Linked DNA regions of Mus musculus: all the other regions are linked to region 2. The links are chromatin loops, found by intact Hi-C in ENCODE. Cell type or tissue: heart. All regions are shown on one strand. Region 1 holds the start of Cap2 (CAP, adenylate cyclase-associated protein, 2 (yeast)). Region 2 overlaps Rbm24 (RNA binding motif protein 24). Region 3 overlaps Cap2 (CAP, adenylate cyclase-associated protein, 2 (yeast)). Region 4 has its middle 5.3 kb from the start of Fam8a1. Region 5 overlaps Cap2 (CAP, adenylate cyclase-associated protein, 2 (yeast)). Region 6 overlaps Cap2 (CAP, adenylate cyclase-associated protein, 2 (yeast)).

Region 1 (4,000 bases), 73 kb after region 2:
TGTCAGCACAAATAATAAGCAGGTCTCCATTTACTCCAGACAAAAGAGAGTCAAGAGGTGCCTGCTAGGCATGGCTCCACAGTTGTGGGCTTTTGACAACACCAAGAGCTGAGTTAAATGTGATTTTTAACATCGACAGTTGTGGTAGTTTGTATGTAACTGGCTCCATTAGGCCCATAAGGGAGTGGCATGATTAGGAGGTGTGGCTTTCTTAGAGTGGGTGTGGCCTTGCTGATGGAGTCACTGTGGAGGTTGGCTTTCAGGTGTTATATGCTCAGGCTATATCCAGTGTGGTATGCAGTCTCCTCTTGCTGTCTGGAGATCAAGATGTAGAACTTTCAGCTGCTTCTCCAGCACCATGTCTACCTGCGTGCCACAGGCTTCATGCTATGATGATAATGGACTGAACTTCTGACTAATACCCAACCCCAACTAAATATTTTATTTTATAAGAGTTGCTGTGGTCGCTGGGCCGTGGTGGCACACGCCTTTAATCCCAGCACTTGGGAGGCAGAGGCAGGTGGATTTCTGAGTTCGAGGCCAGCCTGGTCTGCAGAGTGAGTTCCAGGACAGCCAGGGCTACACAGAGAAACCCTGTATCGAAGGGAAAAAAAAAAAACGAAAGAAAAGAAAAAGAAAAAGAAAGAGAAAAAGAAAAAGAAAAAGAAAAAGAAAAAGAAAAAGAAAAAGAAAAAGAAAAAAAAAAGAGTTGCTGTGGTCATGGTGTCTGTTCTCTGCAATAAAACCCTAAGACAACAGGGAACATTGGCTTTACCAGAATCCCCTTTACTACACAATTTTGAGAGTTTGCTTTTTGAATATCTGTAGGGCCAGGCATAGTGGATCTGTCCATTAATCCCAGCACTCTGGAAGCAGAGGCAGGAGGATGTCTGTGAGTTCAAGAACAACCTGTTCTACAGCAAGTCCCAGGGCAGCTAGGGCTTTGTAGGGAGACACTTTCTCAAATTTTAAACAAAAGAACATAAGCTATTACATTTCTCTCTCCCCCTCCCTTCGTCTGCAGCTTTTCCCCTTGACAATCATTCATTCAGTGAAGAGCTTTGTGTCCAGTATTCCAGACTCAGATGAAAATCGAAAATCGATCCTCTCTGTCTAATTATGCTAACCAGAGAGAAACGCTTCCAGTTTCGTCAGCATAGACCATACATATATAAAATAAGGGGCAGTGTCTACAAGTAAAACAGTTGCTGGAGTAGGCCGGCCAAGGATTCTACTCGTTTCTAAATAATCAGATGACTTTTTAAAGTTTCTGTATATAAGTTACTTGCCCCAGATCTACAATCTATCTGAAGAGATACATGCATTTGCTCTCCTTTATCCTTTTCTTTGAGTTGGAGGATATTCGAGGTGCTCCATTCTCCCTCTCTTTGTGCGGGTCACTATGCAGCCCTACCCACCCCCAACCCCCTTCAGGGACCGCCAGACCTTTTCAGAGCTCTTTGCAAACCCGCAGGAGGAGGCGAAGGCATTTCCTGCTTGCACCGGCGATCGCCTCTGCCCTCCTATCTCTCTTCTCCCACGGCCCATCTGTGTCTCCTCTCTGCTCCCTTCCTTGCCACCCCCGCCCTCGGCTGGGTGCTCCCGGCCCCTCCCGCGCCCGTCTGTATTTGGAGCTGCCGGAAGCTGCGGGCGACTCTCCCCGAGAGCAGCGTGACCGACTCGGGCTCCCGTGCAGGGGGGAGGCGGAGGCAGCACCGGGCCTGCGGGAGGAGGGCGCAAGTGGCCGGAGCCGGCTTTGCATCACCGAAGCCAGGACCTGAGCTCTACAGCAGGTCAGGCTGGAACGCGGAGGGGGACGGGGGGGGGGGGGGCGGCGAGGAGAATGGGGGGCTTGCCTGGACACCCGGCACCCAAGGCCGGCGCTCTCAAGTTGCGCGCCCCTGGTAGGGTGGGAGATGGCCAGGGCGCGGGGAAGAAAGGCGAAGCAGACTCAGGGATCTGAGGCCACCCAGATGTGAGGACAAGGGAAGTGAGGACCGGAGATGTGAGGATCTGTGATGCGGGGATCTGACACTGGGGCAGTCCTCATCTGGGTCAGCTCAGCCCAGCGCTCCAGCTGCTCGCCTGGCGCTGAGGACCGCGAGTTTCGGGCTGGAGGGCCACCTATGGCCTGCCCGCCGACAACCACCGCACCCTAGGCCGGTCTAACTTCAAGGGGTCTCCACTGCTCTGCTTTGAGCTTTCTGAGGGTTCCCGGGTGGGTGTCATTGAATTAGACCTCGCCAGTGCCACCTCAATCCGAAGGTGCTGGAAGGAAAGGAAGGGACCTGGCTTCTCTGCAGAATCTGACTTGAGGCCATGAGTCACTTCTAAAAAATGCACACGCAACTGATGCTTTGAAGGGACCGCTCTGAAAATGGTACCCCTCAGCAGCTCTCTGACTGTCCCATAGGGGGTTGTTTGTGACATCAGCAATCTTGTCGTCATCTTTAGGCGGATGGCCCGCCATGCACATGAGACTATTTATTCTCATCAACACCACAGAGGCTGTGCATTAAGTCATGTCGGAATCCAGGCGTTCTTTATGTGAGTTTGTGCTTTTAGGACTTGTATTTAGAATTAGGTCTAAAAAGTTTACCAAGTGGAGGTGAACTTTGTACAGCCAAGACTTGCGTCTTGGCCTGAGTAATCAGGAGAAGGCAGAAACAAACGGAAAAAAAAAAAAAAAAGAAAAAGAAAAAGAAAAAGAAAAAAGAAAAAAAGGGGGGGGGGAGTTTATCAGAATTGCTTGCAGAGAGAGCACTGCCTGTTCGTTTGGCTGCTTGGTTTGTTGGTAGACAGAGCTTTGCCATGGAACCCCAGGCTGACCTCAAACTGTTAGCAATCATTCTGCTTCCGAGCTGAGATTACAGGTGTGCTCCTCTGCTTCCGAGAGGCGGACTTACTCTGTACCCAGACTAGCCAGGAACTCGCCATTAGCCCAGGTTGACTTCAAACTCACAATCCTCCTGCTTCCGGCTTCTGAGTGCTGGATTACTGGTAGGCACTGCCACACCTAACGAAGGTGTCTCAGAAGTCTTGCTGACGTAGCTGGGACCACTTTGTGGAAAGTAACAGTGGTGTCTGTCTCACCTTTGGAGTGACTTCGATTTGCTGGGGTTTTGTTAGAATACAAGCCTGCTGAGGGCAGGGAGGGGTTCGGGGTGGTTCTGCGTGGTTAGGGACTGAAAGCTGGTACAGAAAGCTGGTGGAAAGAATTAATTCGATCACTTGCAGTCAGAGCACGGTATCTTGACAAGACTGTACCTTTTTTTTTTTTTTCTTAAGAAAAGACTTATTTCTCCACGGATCCTCGAATCTGAAAATCCTTAATAAAGTTAGGCTCAAGTGAGACTCAAAGACAAAGAGGAAAAAAAAGAAGCTGACTGTGAGAAATGATAGTGACCAACCAGTTCTGCAAGCCGGAAGTGGGGTTTTCCACAAGACATTGTTTAGCTTGTTGGAATGACGGGAGTGTGGGGTTCCCTAACTTCCTGGCTAAAGAGCTAGATGGTAAATAGGGGCTCTGCAGCCCTCAAGGTCGACTTAGTAACTACTCAGCTTGGCTATTGTAAATCGAACGAGGACGAGGAGAATATGGAGAGGACTGTACCGGCGAGTTTCATTGTGTTAACAGATATGAAATTTGAAATTTAGTTGATTTTCACCAGTAGCAATTTTTCTCCTCTATCACACACACTCACACACACACTTGCACTCACATACATGCGAGCATATCCACTCACACACCATACAGACATACACACACCACAAACACATACATGCATACAAGCACACACATACACATACAAACACAGGCATATGTGCACATACACACTTAGTTTACAGGAAGAAGGTTGAAGGAAACAGAAGAGAAGTAGTTTAGGGGTTTGTTTGTTTGATTTTTTTTTTCCTCCTGAAAGTAGAGAGCATCTTCCCACCTTGGGCTAGAGTCTCAGACGGCTAGATTCTCCAACTGCTTGAATTATGCCCAGAAATT
Region 2 (4,000 bases):
AAGAGGGGCATCTGCAGTTGCCACCCTATGGTTGTAAACTCTTGGGATTTTTATTATTATTATTAACCAACTTTTAAGAAAGGGCCTCAGGTCTGGCCTGTCTGTGAGATGTGACTGCAGCAATTAAAATGATGCTCGATTTTGTTATATGTTCTTGGCTCTTTTCAGGGTGACCCATAACCATATAACTAAACTATATAAACGGATTGAAAGCAGATAGGTTAGCAAGTCAACACAGAGGCTAACATAAGAGTTAGTGGGCATGCAGAACAAGGGCTGCCTTACGATGCGTACCTTTTTGAGTCTCTATTAAGTTCTGAGACATTTGGTTGTGTTTTTTCCTGTCCCTAGTTTTTCCATCAAGTTCACCAAACCCCAACCCTTTCTGTCTGCCTTACATAGAGACAAACAAGCCGGCTGGGCCTCAGCTGCCTGATAGTCAAAAAGGTTCAATTGACTGATCTGTCCTTATTGGGGGAGAGAAGAATCAGAGAGAGATCAGAAGTGTGCCACACACTCTTTGAGAAGCTCTGTGTGGGGGACTGTTAATAGCACTTGGGTAGCTTCTCACAACAGCCTTTTGTGAACCGAGTGAACCGCACTACTGTCGTGTGAGGAGTGTGTCTGCCGTGCTTACCACACTTGTCAACCTTGAAGCTCCTGGTTTGAGGTTTTATTTTATTATTTTATTTTGTCGCCTGCTTCTTTCGTAATTATGATTTTTTTTAATCAGGGTGACTGAGGTTGCAGAGAGATTAATGTGTGCCGAGTCTGCCTAGCGATTTCAAATAGGGTTGCCATGATAAAGAACACTGGAGTCTATTCTCCCTTGACTGGCCAGGTCACCACGGCCCCCACAAAACCATTCTGTCTCCGACCACCTTCGGAGCCCTATATTCACAGCATGGATTTTTCTATTTGCTAGACATATCTTTCTTAGATGAATTAGACGAGTTTTTCAGAATTCATGAAGACCCTGTTAAATCTGTCTTCTAGGCCCAGCCCTGGCTAATCATGATCCATTTTCCAAACGTGGCATACTCGCCTACTGCAGGGTTGGACATCAGAGTGAAAATTCTAATGGGGAGAATGTCATTCCATTTTCTTTTCTTTTTGTTGTTGTTGATGAATTCTCTCAAGGGAGCATCAAACGGACGGCTAAAGAGTAGATATTATGGCAACCCTATGTTGATAGCAACCACTAAATTTTGAGTTTGTCTCCATCTCTGAGCGAAGAGTTCCCACAAGAGATGAGTGAGGCCTGACTTTGTTTCTTGTCTCTTCACAGGATCCCCGCCCACTACGTCTACCCGCAGGCTTTTGTGCAGCCTGGAGTGGTCATTCCCCATGTGCAGCCCACAGCAGCCGCGGCTTCCACCACACCGTACATTGATTACACTGGAGCCGCCTACGCTCAGTACTCCGCTGCCGCAGCCGCCGCCGCAGCGGCCGCTGCCTATGACCAGTACCCCTATGCAGCATCCCCAGCTGCTGCAGGCTATGTAACCACTGGGGGCTACAGCTATGCTGTCCAACAGCCCATCACCGCCGCTGCGCCCGGGACAGCTGCTGCTGCGGCTGCAGCTGCTGCAGCCGCAGCCGCCTTTGGCCAGTACCAGCCTCAACAGCTGCAGACAGACCGAATGCAGTAGACCAGCTGTCTGATCAAAGTCAAAAGGGTTTCTCTTTTCCTCCTGATCTCCCAGTTTTTTAGTAGCTAATGAGAAAGTTAACAGTTGACCTGCCGGCTTTAAAGGGAGAAGGCAAGGCTAGTGTGAAGCAGAGGTGTTACTTTTTACCATACTCCCGGTAGTGCTACAGGTGATAAGGGGAGAAAGGGAGGGCGAGAAACAGTTTTTGAAGTCAATCCCAAAGAGCCCGAGTTACACAGAATAGCCACTAGGAGATGATGGCAGGGGTACCAATGGGACTTCACTTTTGTATGGGGATTTTTATTTTTTGCTCTTTTTTTATAGTATCAGGGAAGCAAACTGCCTTTTCCAAGTTAGAAAATGCTATGTGAATCTAGTTGAACCAGGGAATACGGAGTGAGCAATATGTAGCTTGAATTACGCGTAAAAGTAGATTTAAAAAGAAAAGAAAAGAAAACAAGACAGAAAAGCGCTGGTTGTCCTTCGTTGCAGTAACGGCAGGCCTGCAGAACTTTGTTGAGGCAGGAGGTAGTGTGTTTGTGCTATCTCAGAAGATGGGCATCGAACAATCAGTTTCGGGGTGTGACGGCGGGGACGGTGGTGGACAGGTACCAAAGCTATTTTCTCATCTGTCCTGTGGACGAGTGGGGTTGTGGAGCCATTGATACTGCACCAGCCGCTCAGACAATCAACAGCACACACTGTTCAAGAAAGAGTCCATCACTTGTACTCGTGGGAGGAGCTTGTCCCATTATAACTCCTCTCCCCATTCCCTGTCACTTGGGGATGATTTCATCTGCGGGTCAGGCTTTCACCACACCACTTGTCTTTCTATTTATTACATAGACTAGAGGATTATGGGTAAAGGCAGGCAGAAGTTGCAGATGCTCGCCCCTTCGGGACTGTCTGAAGGACCTTTCTTTTCCTCCTGCCCCACCCCTCCCCCTTTAAAATAATTTGACACGTTTTTCGTATCTATTTCAGAGTCCTATTTAAAACTATTTATTAGTGACTACAGTACCTAAGACAGCAAGGTTCTTGACATTACAGTTCTCCGACAGTTGATGATCTTGTACTTTATAATGTGCCTTAATAATAATCCTATTTAAGATATTTATTTTTAAGTTTTACTATGCTGCACTCTAAAGGAAGGAACTTTAGAAGTGACACTGTAAAATTATGTATTCATCTCATGGCATAAGTTATTCAGTAGGTCTAGATGTAGCATATTAAATATTAACCTATTCAACTAAAGACGTTGGCTTTGGATTTATTTAAATTCATATGTGCACTGTTCGGGTGGGTACTCTTGCCTAAACATATTTGAGTTTATTTTAGTCTTGAGTTGTTTTACTTTTTTTTTTTTTTTAAACAAGCTACATCGCTGGTTCTGTGCTTCCTCAATTGCTTTCCCCCTGTGGATCTCATGTACCGGGGACTCATGGCATCCCCGCTTTCCTCGTGTAGTGTATGTAGTTTTAAAAGACGGCTTTATATTTTTCCTTCTGAAAGTGAGATACTTGCAATTTTTACTCTTAAACTAAAATGAATACTATTTTACACTGTATTGGACTTTTATACTTGAAGAACTTCCTACAATGGATAATTTTTATGGACTCTCTCCATTGTCACTGGATTTAAGTATTCCTGTGCCGGGCAGTGGTCCGCAAAGGAGGGCGTGGCTCTCCTGTGCAAATTATTTATTTGTTGTGTATTTCGCTTTATAATGTTTCAGATCTTCTCATCTATTCACTTGTATTAAATATAATTTTTAAAAACTGCTGTTGCATCAGTTATTTCTAATGCTGCCGGAATTAGTTTCTCCTTTTGAGAGAGGCTGACTGTACTCGCCACGTAGCTAAGGATAACCTTGATTTTTGATCCTCACGCCTCCTGAGTGATGGAGGTACAGGCATGCAGCACCAAACCCAGGGTTTCCCAAACATGGGACAAGCACTCTACCAACTGAGCTACGTTCCCAGCCCCCAGCTCCCAGCCCCCAGCCCCCAGCCCTTTTTCTTCTTAACTACTTTGGTTAACCATTCCTCAATGGAAAACTTGTTCTGTGGATGTAAAAATCTCTCAGAGGATGTACTCTTTGACCTCTAAAGTATATCTCCCTAGATACCCGACTTATGTGTAGCAAATAGATCATCGCCCTAAACTGAATCCTGAAGGACCGTTTATACCACTGAGAATGGGTTAAAGCGGCCTCGGCCTAGGTCAGGACAGTGCTGCTGGCATTGGGGAAGCCAAGAGGCTGGAGCTAGCCTCCATATTTCCTAGAAATGTCAATACATCCAAATGCTCTTATTTATTGCTTTGTGATGCTAAGATTGAACCTGGGG
Region 3 (4,000 bases), 140 kb after region 2:
CTAACCAGTGGCTCCTTTTCAAATTGACACAAGATGCTCACTTCATGAATGCATTCCCTGTGTGACCAACTCAAAGGCACCCGAGGGCAGTAACGCATGCTTTAATTTCTGTAGAAACATGCAAACTAAAGCTAAATAATATATATATATACAACAGGTCAAAAATTTGTCTTCCTGATAGAAGGCTGGGTAATATTTGGTTTTGGTTTCGTTTGAACCAAGTTTCTTGCAGTGTATTCTCGGCTGCCCTGGTACTCACTATATATACCAGCTTAACTTCTAAGTCATGGCAATTCTCCTGCCTCGGCCTCCCCAGTGCTGGGATTACAGGCATGCATCACTGTGCCTGGCTTAGCAGCTTGGGTTTTGTAACCAATAGCCTTATGGGTAGTGTTCCATGTTGTAGACAGAGAAATAAGGAAAGGAAAGGTTGACTTTGCTTTTCCTATTAGTTTTGCTGCACACGGCGTGAAAAGGACCTAAACAATTGCACAGGGGCTCATGATTGAAGGCTGCCGCCCACATTGGCTAGAGATGCGGGCGAACGAAGACTAAAACGCCCTAGAAGGAAAAGAGACATGTCGGTTGTGTGATAGCATCAGGGTCTGCTGGAGTTGACAGCCCGAAGCTAAGCAGGCAGGACTGAATCCCAACAGGAAAGCTAATCGCTGGCTTATCAGGATGCGGGGAGGAGGCTGATCCAAAAGCGAGCAGGTGCTGACAGTCTCTACCCAGACTGTTTGCTTTAGCAGCATAAAGTGGTGACGAGCTGTGAGCGCTGACTGGGACTGGTAGCTTTATAGCTATTTGGAAGCTCAGGGCTGTGGAGGCAGAGAGGATTTGCTAAGATCCTGTCCTGCTGAACTGTCACTCAGGGTGGCTTTGTTGTTGTTTTCGATCTGATAAGGCGGCATGAGCTCATCTGCCTTTGTGTAAGACCTGAATCAGATAAAGAACGGCTGTCCAAAGGAAGTGAGGTGATTAGCACAAACTGCGGATCTGGGCGATTATCTGAGGGGTGAAGGGTTCAGGGAGAAAGAGGTTTTCCTTTGTTTCAACTATCTCACTCCAAGTTTGTTAGAATTTCAGACCGCAGTTGGTGATAAAGGCCAACCAAGGGATAAAACTGCATTTATTTGACTAAGATGATTTTTCGTTACCCTTTTTGTTTGTTTGATGTCAAGATAACTTTGAATTCTTTATAAAATAATTATCAGCTATTTACCATTCTTTACTGAAGAAGAAGAAGAAGAAGAAAAAAAAAAAAAGAAATGGCCTCTTGCGGGCCATCGTAGACCCGATTTAAAAATAAATAAATAAATAAATAAATAAATAAATCGGGAAGGTTACAAGACCACTCTCTTAAGACCTGAATCAAAAAAATCAGATTTTAAAAAGAAGTTGCTGACTCATTCACCAAAGCTTAGCTGCCCTGGAAGAGCCATTTCTTCAGATCTGCTTCTTGGCTCCTGCTTCAGCAAGCCATAACTGAAGTGGTCCTCTCTGGACAGAGCTTCCATCTTCTTACAACCCTGTGTCTGTGAACCCTGCCAACGAGGAGAAGGGAGTTCCAGCTGGCATTCCGATCTGGATCCGCCGTCATAAATTAGCTAGCCAGGGCACAGTCCGTTACTATTTATGGTCATGTTCTATATTTGTATGTGCTGGGGGATGAATCACATGACCAGACCACCATTTGCTATCGGTGTTGACGTATACCAGCCAGGGAGGGTCTCACCGGAGTTTTCCCCATACCATGCTTTTCGTCAGCTCTCAATGGAAAATGCAGCTCCTTTGAGTACTAAAGTTAAAAAAAAAAAATCATCCTGAATAAACTTTATATAATTGTCTTCCCAATGAGACAGACTGCTGTACATGCAGCAAGCTCATTGAGATGCACTCTGCCTTCCAGAGAGTTTCACAGATACGTTCTCAACGGTGCCAGGAGAATGGAGACCAAAATTCCTTTTACATGTTTTTTTTAACTTATTTCCTGACTTGGATGCTAGAGGCTCCTCATACCCATTTGTTTGGGGAAGAGAGAGAGAGAGAGAGAGAGAGAGAGAGAGAGAGAGAGAGAGAGAGAGAACATCTCAAACCGGTTGAGAGAGAATTTTTGACCGTGGACAGGGGCGAGAGAGAGAGAGAGAGAGAGAGAGAGAGAGAGAGAGAGCCTATTAATTAATTCTTTCCCTTTCTGTTCTGCACGGCTTTTCTCCCAGCATAGCTTAATATTTAGTTTCTGGTGACAAATGCCTCGAGAATGTCCCCCAGATTTGATACTTATTCCCTTTTGTAAACAATAGAGGAAAAAAATGTCTTTTGACAGATCTTATGAATTACTTGCGGTGGGAGTCATGCCTCGGTGTCTGGAATCACTTCTGAGATAGATGCTCCCGTAAGCAGTTCCTCTCCATCTCTGCAAGTCTCTGTTCAGACTCCAGCCCTCTTTAATCTTCAACCCAGCAAATTTCTTCTCTAAGCTTTTTTTTTTAAACAAACAGCTATTGGATGCTTGCTCTGACAGAGTCAGTGCCCTTGGCACTTGTACATCATTTATTATTTCATTTGTGCGATTATTGTTCTCTGTGAGAAAGGGATGTTGGTAGTGTGATTTTCACGGTCCATTCAGTCCCGTGTTTTGGACTGGTGAGATAGCTTAGCCAGGAAAGGCGCTTGCTGTGGGACCTGATGACCTGAGGTCTGTTCCTGGAAGGAGAGAACTGACTCAAGCAAGCTGTCCTCTGAAAACTTAGAGCACATGTGCACATGCCTGTGCACACATATGTGCACACCCCATCACCAGCACCCTCATTCACTAAGGAACATATTAGTGCCCTTTGTGTGTATGTTTATGTTGATGCATGTGTTTGTTTACATGCATGTGGGAACCAGAGGTTACCATAAACTCTCGTCCCCAGTTCCTCTCCACCTTATTTAGTCTGTGTATGGACTGAGTGTGCTGTGTGTTTGTGTGTGTGTGTGTGTGTGTGTGTGTGTGTGTGTGTGTGTGTGTGTGTTAGCATGTATAAGGGAGCATGTGTGCGTAAATGCACATGAAGCCCCAAAGGCTAGTTTGATATCAGATGTCCTCTGCCGTGTCTCTCCTTTCTGAGACAGGGTCTCTTGCTGAACCTGAACTTTGGAATCCAGCTGTCCGGCTATCCCTATCACTGCCCTCTGAGTACTAGGATTGCAGACACACGGACATATCCAGCCACTCTCATGTGCTTAGTGGCAATCCCACCTCCTGTCTTCATGCTGGCAGGATTTTATCCATGGTGCCATCTCCCTAGCCCTCCACCTTATTTTTCAAAACAGTGTTTCTCATTGCCCTTGTGCTCCTTGATTCTGCTAATCTGACTTCCCTGCCTCCAGTCCCAGGGCTACAGATGATAGTATACTATGTATCCACACCTCACCTTTATGTAGAAGCTACAAAACACAAACTCAAGTTCTCTGGTGCTATAAACATTTTATGGACTAAGTCACATCCCCAGCCCCTTATCTGCCTTTTGATGCTCTGTTATGGTAGCTTGAACTTCCTGGGCAGCTAGGTTGGTAGTTAACACTTCCTGTGTCCACACTAGTGACTTGTTCATGTGTCGTTTGGGAAACATCTCCCAGTTAAGTGTTCTGTGCACATTTTTTTTCTCTCCTCCACAAGACATGCTAGGAGCTTCAAGTACCTTTCAAGCTAATGTGTCTTTGTTGTTATGACACACTGTGGTCTTAGCAATGTTCGAGTTTAATACAAAGATGACTCAGGCTCCTGGTCACATTAGATTGGTTTAAAGAATAAAAGCTGGGTTAATGAGCCACAGTGGCTCAGGCAGGGAAGCGGAGCAAAGTGACATTTTTATTTAGTATCATCCAGTTGCCCATTAACACACACACACACACACACACACACACACTCACACACACACGTGCGCACACAAAGGAAAAGTGATGTCTGGAGGTTTATTTGGTAAGGCTTGAAATACAAGTTGGGGTACAA
Region 4 (4,000 bases), 230 kb after region 2:
GCGGGACATGGGTTCTCTCTCACACCCTTTATTTCCCTGCCCGACACTCCACATTCATTTGAACCAGCCCTTTTATTTTACAAGTATATGCCCTTCATAATGATTCCTGAAACATGTTGGGGACCCAGTGTCTCCTTCATGTTACGCAAGTACTCTTAGGCTGAGCTGTACCCCGTCTGCATCAAAAGCTTTTGATTTTTCTGTTGCTGCCTAAGTCATACTTGTAACTTTAATTTTTTTCAAAGCCTATTTTTAATGATGGTTCTTAAATGCTTTAACCTCCCTTGTAGCTCAACACCCACCAGGAGTAGTGGGAAAGAAAGAAGTGGGGGAGGGAAGTAGACCTGTTTAGAAAGGTTCTTTGGATCAACTCCCAGCTGTGTTGTCTGGAAATCGGCAGTTCAGCTCACAGGTTAGCATGCAGCAGCAGCTCCTTCCAATCACCAACACCTCATGGATTCCAGCAGTCCAGCTCAGTAGAGTCAGGTTAGCTAATGTGAATCAGCAGCAGTGACACGACCTAGCAGAGACAGCCAGGCCTCAGCCTCAGCTTGAGTCAGTAGGAGGGACCTGGAGGGACACCAGGAAAAGTTCCCTGTGGTGTCCCTCTCAGAGAAGTGAAGATCAGCGAAGATGAGACACACAAGCATTGTACAGCTAGCTGTACCAGCAAGCCAAGCTCGGTCTCCATCACTCTGTAGAGTCCTATTTATAACCCTCCAAATATCACGTGTCCTCTGCATGTCTGTCTCGACTGACATCACTCTGCCAATCAGCCTAAGTTCTTGGAAGGGGCAACAAACTGCAGCACACCACCAGAAGTTTTTGGGTTTCTCTCTATGGCGTCCCCACCAATGCAGCTCAGCTACACAATGTAAGGCAGCCCAATACATGTGTGTCGTTAGCAAAGAATCCTTCATCACGTGTCCTTTCACATGCTTGCTTTAGCAGAACATCCGTTCACCTGGGTCTACTTTAGTCAAGCGTTCCCTCACAACTCTACCTAAATCTGTGTCCAGTTCAGGAAAACACTCCTTCACATGTTTGCCCCAACCAAACACCACCCAACATAATAGACTTTCCCTTTATGTGACAGTCGTTTTCTCCACGTACCCTGCTCCCATTCAGCTGACTTTGCTTTTCTTTCACCCCAGTCTCATATTTCCAAGTGAGATCGAGTCTTAACCCTACGACAGTCTTTCCTTGTGCCAGATTTCGTGGGTAACGTTCATGGATGCTACAGGAACCAACCAGCAAGCCTTGGGTTCTGTCCAAACAAAATAGAGATGAGGGCTGGGTTTGAACCGCTTAAGTCGGCTCTAGGGATGCCTGCCACAAATCCTAGTGCTCAAGAGACAGAGGTGGGAGGAGCAAAGGTTAAAGGTCATCCTTCAATACATAGTGAGTTCAAGGCCTGCCTGAGCTACGTGGGGACCTGTCTCAAACAAAAGAGGGTTGTGGAGAGGGGAGGAGAGGAGAGAAGAAAGGAGAGGGGGGAAAAAACAGAGAAATTAAAGTCAATCCTGTTGAAGATTCTCAGCTTCTGAAGTCAGGCTGGGAGACAGCGATTAACTTTGGAGATTCCTCCCCCTACTGGTTGCCTCAAGTCCTGTCTATTTTACACAAGGCAGCAGGCCATCCTTTGAATGTGACATGGTTTTTTCAGAGTTAACAAAAAGCCTGCTATAAATGAGGACACAAATATCAATCACCTCAAGTTCCCATAATCAAGAAATCTATCATAAAGAAAAGTATTATTATTATTATCATTTTTATTATATAAAATTCTTACCGTAATGGATATGTTTCTTATGCTGCTTAGCGAGAGAGCCCTGGGGGAAGAAACGCCTGATACAGCATTACATCACCCAAGTTTAGTTACACAGGGAAAAAATGCTTGGGTTACATATTTTCCCACAAATTAGTATGGAAATCAAATTATTTTTAAATTAAATATTTTATTCAGTGCACTGGGCATCTTATTTCTTAAATGTCATTGATAAGTATTACTCAAATAGAATAATAAATTTAAAAATTAGATTATCCCACTAAGACTATAGTCAAAGAACAGGTGCTTGGCTACCCACATGTCTAGAACGTTCTTTTGCTTTGTCTTTGCTTTTGTTTGTTTTTTGGTTTGGTTTGGTTTGGTTTGGTTTGGTTTTTTAGAACAGGGTTTCTCTTTGTGTGGCCCTAGGTGTCCTGGAATTCATTCTGTAGATCAGGCTGTCCTCGAACTCACAGAGGTCCTCCTGCCTCTACTTCCAGGATTCTGGGATTAAAACTATGCTCCACCACCACCCAGCCAGAATGTTTTTTTTTTTTTAAGTTCTATCAAAGCATGAATTCCAAGATGTGTAAAAAATTAATTATCTATTTTCCTAGTCGTGGTACCTCATGCCTGCGCTCCTAACATTCTGGAGGTGGAGGCAAGGGGTTAGAAGGCTAAGCTACACTGCAAGACCCTATTGAAAATAATCTCAAAAGAGACTTTAAAAGAAAAGAAAAACCAAAAGACTGCACACCAAGGGAAACCGAGGTGACCCCATTTCACAGCTTTCGTAATGGCCATCATCTGTGCTGGGACCCAGACTTGAGTGCCCAAGCGAGAGACAAGGCTTCTCCCAGCGTCTCCTAGCTGTGAAGATTCTGCTCTACAGGAAGCTCCGCTTTTCTCTCAGCCTTTTGCTAGCCAATATCCCCTCGACTTAAGTCCCATTAGAATTCCTTCCGACTCCCTGTTCAAACCACTGTGTGGTTATGGGCTCTTGGTTGGCGGCTGACTGGCACTGATGCCCATGTAGTCTGCGTTCCACAAGTAACTGAATGTTGCATGTTTACCAGACACTATCCTAACATTGCCCACTGCTCATTTGGGTTACTGAGTCTCTTGCTATAATCACCTCTTCTGAAACAACAACAACAACTTGTGATGTTAAAAAGTGGACAATGGGGCTGGAGAGAAGTCTGTGCAGTTTAAGAGCACTCAGTGCACTTGTGGAGGACTGGGGTTCAATTCTCAAGAACCCACATAGTATCCATCCTAACTTCAGTTCCAGAGCATCTGATGCAGATTCTGATGCAGATTCCTCGGGGAGCACCAGGCATACATGAGGTGCACAGACATACGTGCAGCTAAGATACTCATACACACACTACTTTACTTTGTGTGTGGCTCTTTTGCCTAAATGGTACCCTATGCCCTCCTCTATCACTCTGCCTTATTCCTTTGAGGCAGGATCTCTCTCTCTCTCTCTCTCTCTCTCTCTCTCTCTCTCTCTCTCTCTCTCTCTCTCCCTCCTCTCCCCCTCTCTCTCCCTCTGTCCCTCCTCTCTCCCTCTGTCCCTCCTCTCTCCCTCTGTCCCTCTGTCCCTCTGTCCCTCTGTCCCTCTCTCCCTCTGTCCCTCTCTCCCTCTCTTCCTCTCTCTCCCTCTCCCTCTCTCCCTCTCTCCCTCTGTCCCTCCTCTCTCCCTCTCCCCCTCTCTTCCTCTCTCCCTCTCCCTCTCTCCCTCTCTCTCTCTCTCTCTCTCTCTCTCTCTCTCTCTCTCTCCTCTCCCCCTCTGTCCCTCTGTCCCTCTCTCCCTCTGTCCCTCTCTCCCTCTGTCCCTCTGTCCCTCTCTCCCTCTCTCCATCTCCCTCTCAACTTGGAACTTGTGCTTTAAGGGGCTAGGCTGCAAATCAGCAAACCATTTGTCTCCATCCCTCTCAGTGCTGGCTTACACCTGTGCTGGGACAACAACTCAGCTTATTATGTGGGTGCTGGATTCGAACTCCAGCCCTGAAGCCTGAGCAACAAGCTCTCTGAATGGATGAGCCATACCTCCAGCCCTTCTGCATTACTTCTGACTTAAGGTATTTCATATTTGATTTCAGTCCAATCTCTTTGGGTACAGTGTGTTCTATTTGCTTTGCTACTTCTGGTTTTCCGAAATTTGGTTTCTAATTCTCTGATTATGTGGCTTCACTTCTAAGGGGGTTATTTATTTATTTTATGTATGTG
Region 5 (4,000 bases), 120 kb after region 2:
GATGTTCCGACGCCAAGAAGATGAAGTCAGCGTGGATGTTCCACAGTGTCACCTGAAAACAAGATCCAATAAGTTCTGTCCGGGTTCTAAAAAGCAGCTGGGGATATGGCCCAAGTTGGTAGATTTCCATCCCACAGTTAGGAGGTGGAAGGAGAAAGATCGGATGTTCAAGAGCATCCTCTAGTGATGAGTTTAAGCCACTCTGGGCCTCATGAGACCCTGCTCCCACCGCCAAATAAAAGAAGAGGAGGAGGAGTGGAGAGGGGAGGCAAATATGTTAACTGTCAGTAGTCACGGTAGTTGGGAGGACAAGAGAGACCTGTTAGGTTTTCCATCAGCTTTTTGTAAGTCAGCACCACTGGTTATAACACTTAATAATTTATTCAGTTCACATCCTGCCCATGCCAATCCATTCCTTTGGGCATCTGCTTACCAGTCAGTTCTTCAGTAACCATCATGTGTCTGATGATAAGTGGGCTAGGGCTGGAGATTCAAAAAGGGTAGTGGGCCTCTGGAGGGAGGGGCCACTTGGCAGGCTGAGAGAAGCAGCCAAGACAGCATCCATGCAGGGTGTGAAGCACTCTGGGCATCTTGAAGAATGTGTGTATTCATAGGTCAGACAGGAAGTGCTTCTTAGTTTACCGAGTTATTGATATGTCAGCGTTATCAGGGTGCCAAAGACAATGTCGGAGTCCATTTCTGCCCTGATTTTGAGGATGGACATAATCCCCACCCATTGCTCTTTGAGCCTTCACCATTAAGTTGGCTTCCAGACTTGATTTTCTATGAACTAGCCTCAACCACAGCATGACAGAAAGTAGCTGTAAGTCATCTGTTGTATCCAAGTCCCTGTGGCTCACTGAAGAAGGCAGGAAAAAAACCTAAATGAAAGAGTTCTTGACCCTTTAGGGACATCTGTCATTGAGGAAGCAGTGAAGATATGTCCACATAAAGTTACAATAAAAACTAGTACCAGGCCAAAGAGAGGACAGTAGCACTGTCCAGAGACTTGACTTAGCTCTGACGCTTGCTAACAAAGTTAGGAGCTCCACTAGCCTCCCTGGATCTGTGTGTGTGTGTGTGTATGTGTGTGTGTGTGTGTGTGTGTGTGTGTGTGTGTGTGTGTGTGTGTGTGTCTGTCTGTCTGTCTGTCTGTCTGTCTGTGTCTCTCTTTCTCTCTCCCCCCCTCTCCTTCCCTTTCTCCTTCTCCCTCTTTCTCCCTCTTCCCCCCTCCCTCCTTCTTCTCCCTCTTCACCCTCCCCCTCTCTTTTCTTCTTCCTATCCCTCCCCCTCTCCCTCTCCCTAAGAGATGAAAACATTGTGGAAGGCAGGCTTCGAGCATATGAGCATATTTCTTGTCCCAAACTCTTTTTTTTTTTAAAGCAATTCATGAACTGGGGACAGAGAGCATTTGACAAGGAGTTATGGTCCTAGTGTCAATGCAGGTGTGTCTATGCAAGGCATTGGAGGCAGAAAACATTCTGGGCTCTATCCAAACTTTTTAGAGACAAGAACCTTCGGTGTGGCTATGAGAGACTCAGTGTGGGGATGCTCTGTGCGTGCCGCAAGCATGGAGAAAGCATGATTTAGGCTCCCAAGCATCACACACACACACACCTACTCACATTAGCCAGATGTGGTAGTGCACACACTTTTAATCCTAGTACTCAGGAAGCAGAGGCAGGCAGAGCTCTGTGAGTTCGAGGCCAGCCTGGTCTACGTAGTGAGTTCCAGGCCATCCAGGGCAACACAGCGAGACCCTGTCATTAAAAAGGAAGGATGCAGGGCTGGAGAGATGGCTCAGTGGTTAAGAGCTTTAACTGCTCTTTCAGAAGTCAGGAGCTTAATTCCCAGCAACCACAAGGAATCTGTAATAGGATCCAATGCCTTCTTCTGGTGTGTCTGAACACAGCTACAGTGTACTCATATAAATAAATCTTTTAAGTTTTCTTTTAAAGGAAGAAAGGGATGGAGGAAGGGATTCTTGTTCTAACTTTGTTGCTGATTGTCTACTGACTCTGGGCAAACACCTTTATCCTTCCTCGGGAGCTGAGTGAAATGAACCCCTTGGATGGGATAAAGTACACAGCTCCAAAGTGGATGCCCTCTGAGTTCTTTTGCCAGCTCAGCTACTGATGAAAGTAATACAGATGTGCAGGAAAGAATACTTCGGGTGCCACTGAAGCTAGAGGTTTTCCTGTGTATCTTGACTGGAAGAACCTGGCTCCAGGGGGCAACCTGCTGGTTGCTTTTAAGAACTCTGTGAGTGAGTCTAAGCACTAAGACTTACTGACTGACTCTCTGTGGTCTCTGGAGACGAGGAACCACTGGCTTAAGCCTTTCCCAAGGCTGGCAACATATCAAACCCGGTGTCTCCCGTCATGGGGCTTTGTGAGCTGGGGTTCGAGTTCACGACTGCAAGGCTTGCGTCCAACAAAATCATGAAACGGGTGGGATTTGTCCTTGCCTCCTCCCCCAACATTTTTCTTATTTCTCATCCATCTGTCAGATCCTTCTTTACCTCTTCACTGGCTAAAACGCAAGGGACGTCTTCGGGGTAGAGTAGAAGGAACTGAAGCATGTGTAGCCCTGAGATTCAGTATCTCTAATTATGTATCCCAAACACTGGCAGATGAGTTAGGGAGGCCAGTGGGATGGCAGTGACCTGCCCAGCATCTCATCACAACCCTGGAAACTCATCCTGGATCAAGGAGGTCAGAGAGTCCTTTTCTTTCCTTTCTGGTCCTGACAAAGAAGGATCTAGAAATGCCTTCAGCACAGTATCCTGCTAAATGCTTTCCATCTTCCAAGATTTGCCCCTCCCTTTTTCCCTGAGCTTTGCCTGGTTTTGTTTGGTTTGGTTTGGTTTGGTTTGGTTTGGTTTGGTTTGGTTTGGTTTGGTTTGGTTTGGTTTGGATTGGATTTGTTTTGTTTTGTTTTGTTTTGTTTTGTTTTGTTTTGTTTTGTGGCTATGTGCATGGAACTCTGCAGCCCAGGGCTTTTCCAGAGAAATTCGACAAAGCTCTGATGAGTACTCTGGAGATCAGCTGGGCTTCCCCAGGGTGCCAGCTCTCTCCCAAGAGGATTAGATGAAAATAAGTCATGTTTAGCTGGTGTCTGCTTGCCGGTCCCCAAGGCTTGCTTTCAACTGATCACAGGAATGCATTTTCCTGTACTTCTCTCTGCAATCACAGAACAAGGTCCTGCTAGCCTGTCTTGAGAGCCCCAGATGCCAAAGTGCGCATGAGTATAGAGTTCAAATAAGATTTCCAGCTTTGGCCTGAGCAGAATGGCCCATACCCTTTCTGCACATGCATACGAGTAGACAGATAGATACACATGTTCCCCCTGATCAAATATCACAGAGCCTGTCTCCTTTAAAGGTCCCTCAAGGACTCCCAATGACCCTCACAAATGCAACAGGCAAAAAGTCAGCAAAAACCTTTAAACAGATGGTGATTTGTCATTCCCCCAAAGTCCCTACCATTGGCTTTTCTCTTTCATAAAATGTTCAACACCCTAAGTGTGCCAAATGCTCCCCTTTCCAGACTCAGCAGGTTCAGAAAAACTGCTGTACAGTGGGGGGAACTCGTAGAACTTTCCAGAAGAAGGAAGCAAATGGGTCAGAACACCCCCAACTTGTAGATATGTATAGACTGATGGAGTTCCGGATGAATCTGCATCTGAGTTTGCTAACTATGCTCAAAGGCCCAAGGAGCTGAGAGAAGGATGCAGCTCCCCAGGAAGGCATTTTCCATGTAAGTCAAAGATCTGAAACAGAAACTCACCCCAACCACACACCCCCTCCCCCCTCCCCCCCGTTGAGGAGTAAAAGGCCCTTTGCAGAAAGGGACTAATTAATGAAATTGCCCATCTTCCCTGGTCAAAGTGCTTCATTAGCAGCAGACAGGTTTGTAGTCTTCGTTACTAGGGACAAGGCTAATGGCATGACTACAAGAAATATCGTTAATGCCACCTCTGAGCTGCCATTTCAACTGTT
Region 6 (4,000 bases), 95 kb after region 2:
TTTGTTTGGTTTGGTTTTAAGAAATAAATTACCCTCAAACACAGTTTCTTAAAACAAACCTTCAAGAGGATGGAAAGTCAGCTCAATGGTTAAGAGCACTGGCTGCCGCTCCAGAGGGCTTGAGTCCGAGTCTCAGCACTTCCATGGCAACTCACGATTGTCTGTAACTCCGGTTCTAGGGGATTCAGTGTCCTCTTCCAGCCTCTGTGGGCATCAGGCATGCACATGGTACATAAACATGCACGCAGGCAAAACAACCATAAATAGTAATTAATTTAATTTTTAAAACTTTAAAGGTGTAAAATATAAGAATGTGACCACATTTTCCTCCGGTCTGATGAGCAATAGGCAGTAGGGACTCACCTATAGGGTGCCCTCCACAGGGACAGGGCGGCTAGAATTTTGGAGAGCCATGTTTGAGCTACACCATCTGACCCAGACTCTTGAGTCTTCAGTTGTTAATCTGGCCTCCTGTTCTACCTCTGATTCTTAGACTCTCTGTCACAGCTAACTCTCTGATTCTTAGACTATCTGTCACAGCTAACTTGCCCCCTCACCCTGTTCCACTGGCCTCCTGTCCAAACGCTTCCATCTGTCTCCTTTGCTCAGACCCATTCCTCACCAGACCCTCGTGTTCCCATCTGCCGTGGCAACCCTCTGCCTCTCCTCAGCCTCCTTCTTCATGCCCAGCTCCTGTCAAAAGTTGGCTAAGTGTGTTTTGAAATGCCAAGGCAAATGGGCTGGAATGCGGAGAATCTCTGGCTGTGCTTAGTCTTGAAAGTCTGCACAGCAGCTGAGGTCAAATGTGGAAAGACTTAGAAAGTTTGAGTAGACATACATGGCTACCTCAGACCCCATCAGTCACCCTGGACAAGCTAATGTGGATCCCAGTGTCTCCCTTCTTTTGTCTCTTACAGAGTGCTCCTAAATTTTCAACCTATAGGTATCCTTCCAGCCTCCTCTAAGTGACCTGTTTTGGTCTCATTTGAAGCTGTGACAAGACTTTCTGACTTTACATGAAGTGGCATCTGAGTGGCATTCCACAGCAATCTGCCTCGCCCCGCAGATTGATAGGCTGAGTCCTGCTGTCTCTCAACGTGTGTGACACTCACTGTTAGATAGCTTGAGATTGGAACCAGTTGAGGAGTCTGATTAAAAGCCCCAGGCTGGGAAGGCAATCCCAAGTGTGAAATTTAACAGGCTCTCCCAAAACAGCTTGTCCTGATGGAGGAGAGCCAGAGGTGGTTTGGGAAGCTGGCTAACAAAACAGATACATATCCCTGCTATCAGAGACTTGGTCCGTGGCAGTAATGTTTGGCAAGTTGACCAACAGGGAACCTAGATAAGTGAACAGATGGACCGCTAATAAAAGATCGGAGGGTCTTTCATCATTTCTCAAACGGCCCTCGCCCACCTAAGAGATACCCAGTTCCCCTGAAAGAAGATTATGTAAAGGATTCAATTAAATCCTTCCCTCCTTCCCACCCCACCCCCACCCCCTTCAACTGCAGTGGAATCAGAAGCTCTGACGTGAAGAGGAAAAGAATAGCTGAGCAACTTCTAATTTTGCAACCCCTTGGGATTAGATGCTGGATTCAGCCGTGCAGAGAGTCCTGTTCCATATTTTGAGAGCGCTGCCGGCGGCAGCTTCCAGAGCGATGGGTTTCCAAAATAGACCACGAGTTCTGCGTCCATCTCTGACTACTGATATTTAGTTGCTGAAGTACAAAGCCAGGCGTGTGGTTAGATGATGTTAAGCTTGCGTTTGGAAACTGTGGTGACCTGATCATCGTATTTAAACTGAGAAATGCAGAGACGCACATTCTCCTGGCTTCCAGGGAAACTCTTGAAATATTCACACATCCCAAGGTGACACAGCTCATCCTTGCTCCAGGGCAGCTGTGTCCATGATTTTCGGAAGCATGCCATCCCTCCCTTGCTCACAACGATGCTTGGGAAAGTTCCTAAGAGTGGAAGAAACCATAGGCTCTGGCTAAAGCCGGCATGCTTTATTCTCTCTGTGGTCGCAGACTGATTTCCACCGAAGGTAGTCATAAATAAGTGAGATACAGCTCTCAGATAGTAATAAGTTAACTGAATTCAGTTCACAGAGGACTGTGTAAGGTCCAGGACTAGTCACGGGACCTACACACTTGGTTAAATATGTGTTTGGAAACAGAAAATGATGGGGGTGTGATTCCCTTCTTCATCCCCAATGCCTCGATCAGCTTCCATCTCTATTCCAGCCTGAGTAATGGATAACTTAAGACCCAGCCTCCAAAAGCCAGCCGGGCCAATACTAACATGTGCCTAGATGTAACCAGCAGCCTCCACAAGGAGAGTAACCACCTTTAATATTTTAAATGAAAACCTCCGTAACTCAGAATCATTATAACGGAAGATAATTTCACCACAGAAACACTGATAGCAAACTGGTAATAAATAATACCCAGAGGGGATGGTATCTCCCTGCCTGCTGGACAATACACAATTCTAGAAACTCACAATTTCATACAGTGAGGTGAACAAGGATTTCCAGTGGGTTTAGAGTTGCCCTGGGTAATCATGCTTTAACATGGTGACTATAACTAATTGAAACGTGTTCCCACCACTTAGCCTCATATGCCTTGGTGATATTAATTTGGGGTTATGTGTTTGTGGCCTTTAGGTGAGTGCTGAACAAAATCGGCATCAGGCAGCAACATTGGAGTAATGGGAATTATTCCCCAAAGCAGAGAATAATGGAAAACTAGGTAATGTTTGCATCCAAGATTTTGTAGTATATATTTTTTTTAAAAAGTCATTCCAGGTATGGTGTAATAAAAAGCGTATGCCTTTAGTCCTAACACTGAGGAGACAGAGGCAGGTGGATCTCTGTGAGTTTGAGGTCAATTTGCTCTACATAGTGAGTTCCAGAACATCCAGGGCTACATAGAGAGGTCTTCGCTCAACAAACAAGCAAAGAAAGCAAATCACAAACCAAACCCTGAACTGAGAATGTTCCGTTTCAGGCATTCTCATGGCGGGAGGTGATGGAGTCTCTTCCTGTGATGTTTATCTTCTCGTCTACCTACCATTCAGTGGGATGGTGTCAGTTTGCTGCCTCTCCGGGATGCTCACATAATCTCCGTCTGTGTCTTTCTAGAATGACAGACATGGCGGGACTGATGGAGAGGCTGGAACGTGCAGTCATCCGGCTGGAGCAGCTGTCTGCAGGGTTAGACGGACCTCCCAGAGGCTGCGGGGAAGTGAATGGTGTCAATGGAGGTAGGGCCACCACCTGATGTCATTACTGGTCTTTGTGCAGTTCACTTAGCCCTGCCTTCAACAGGTTTTCCAAAATCTGACTCCCACTTCCTTCAAACCCCTTCTCCTTCCTCTGGGTGTGAGCACCACCTTAACCAGAGGCAAGCAGCCTTGGGGAAAGAACATGAAGGGATTCGTTTTCTTTCTCCCACAAAGACAGGCAGGTTTTATGAACCAGCTTCCGAAAGCAAATTTTAGAAGCTGCAAGCCATAGTCCACAAAAAACGATCGGCATCTGTGCCTCCCAAGAATGCAGTCCACAACCAAAGAGGTGTTGTTCTGTTTTAATGTGTAACCGTATCGTTGAAGGAATTATCAAAGCCAGGACAAGTGTGCTCCATTAGAAGGCACTGAAAGGGATTATGTAGGTTTTCACTCCAAGGCTGAGTCACTGCATTTGACCACTGCAACTTGAACTGAAGCTTGTCCCAGGTTAAGCCAGTGAGGGAGCACAGTCATGACCAGAGCATGTAATCTGACCTCTGAGCATCCCTAACTAGTAGGCCTCTGGTGGGGGGCGGGGTGTACAAGTGCTGAGGGCGGAACCCAGGGTGCTTTTTTGAAAAGAGCTTTTGGGTTGGAGAGATGACTCTGTGGGTAAAGGTGCCTGCCACACAAACCTGGTGACCTGAGTTTGATCCCCAGAACCCACGTAAAGGTGGAAAGGGAGACCCGGCTCCACAGAGTCACCCTC

The links. Peaks named below come from ENCODE experiments on the same cell type or tissue, not always from the same donor. Only the 100,000 strongest peaks of a DNase experiment are listed, where the experiment ranks them.
Region 1: a loop joins it to region 2, with 5 times the contacts of the local background. A loop is called at or near these places in 12 of 42 quality-filtered maps.
Region 3: a loop joins it to region 2, with 3 times the contacts of the local background. A loop is called at or near these places in 6 of 42 quality-filtered maps.
Region 4: a loop joins it to region 2, with 2.8 times the contacts of the local background. A loop is called at or near these places in 11 of 42 quality-filtered maps.
Region 5: a loop joins it to region 2, with 2.3 times the contacts of the local background. A loop is called at or near these places in 3 of 42 quality-filtered maps.
Region 6: it touches region 2 in a loop (2.8-fold over the local background); 3 of 42 quality-filtered maps call a loop at or near these places.

The regions. Positions count from the first base shown.
Region 1 is chr13:46,500,419-46,504,418 of GRCm38, forward strand. It overlaps Cap2 (CAP, adenylate cyclase-associated protein, 2 (yeast)), which reads left to right and starts at 1,485. Exons shown (of 13, transcript NM_026056.4): 1 at 1,485-1,793. LOC115488182 (a long non-coding RNA gene) reads right to left here and starts at 1,532. Exons shown (of 2, transcript XR_003950691.1): 1 at 1,447-1,532; 2 at 1-315. In heart, CTCF peaks have their summits at 1,724 and 2,405; DNase peaks (open chromatin) are centred at 1,643 and 2,193; H3K4me3 peaks cover 2,948 bases; H3K27ac peaks cover 3,181 bases.
Region 2 is chr13:46,427,666-46,431,665 of GRCm38, forward strand. Rbm24 (RNA binding motif protein 24) reads left to right here. Exons shown (of 4, transcript NM_001081425.1): 4 at 1,289-3,434. The coding sequence ends at 1,652. Among named protein-coding and RNA genes, the nearest start is that of Rbm24, 11 kb to the left of the region's middle. In heart, a CTCF peak has its summit at 1,892; a DNase peak (open chromatin) is centred at 2,396; H3K4me3 peaks cover 610 bases; H3K27ac peaks cover 2,327 bases.
Region 3 is chr13:46,570,572-46,574,571 of GRCm38, forward strand. All of the region lies in intron 4 of Cap2 (CAP, adenylate cyclase-associated protein, 2 (yeast)), which reads left to right. Among named protein-coding and RNA genes, the nearest start is that of Cap2, 71 kb to the left of the region's middle. RefSeq lists an enhancer at 749-3,778. In heart, no CTCF peak of the experiment used is centred here; DNase peaks (open chromatin) are centred at 720 and 1,620; H3K4me3 peaks cover 1,083 bases; H3K27ac peaks cover 3,824 bases; H3K27me3 peaks cover 303 bases.
Region 4 is chr13:46,662,178-46,666,177 of GRCm38, forward strand. No RefSeq gene overlaps it. Among named protein-coding and RNA genes, the nearest start is that of Fam8a1, 5.3 kb to the right of the region's middle. In heart, a CTCF peak has its summit at 1,602 (motif pointing left); no DNase peak of the experiment used is centred here; H3K27ac peaks cover 345 bases.
Region 5 is chr13:46,550,906-46,554,905 of GRCm38, forward strand. All of the region lies in intron 3 of Cap2 (CAP, adenylate cyclase-associated protein, 2 (yeast)), which reads left to right. Among named protein-coding and RNA genes, the nearest start is that of Cap2, 51 kb to the left of the region's middle. In heart, a CTCF peak has its summit at 2,249 (motif pointing right); no DNase peak of the experiment used is centred here; H3K27ac peaks cover 288 bases.
Region 6 is chr13:46,522,270-46,526,269 of GRCm38, forward strand. It overlaps Cap2 (CAP, adenylate cyclase-associated protein, 2 (yeast)), which reads left to right. Exons shown (of 13, transcript NM_026056.4): 2 at 3,146-3,267. The coding sequence starts at 3,147. Among named protein-coding and RNA genes, the nearest start is that of Cap2, 22 kb to the left of the region's middle. In heart, no CTCF peak of the experiment used is centred here; DNase peaks (open chromatin) are centred at 702, 1,222 and 1,642; H3K4me3 peaks cover 673 bases; H3K27ac peaks cover 3,848 bases.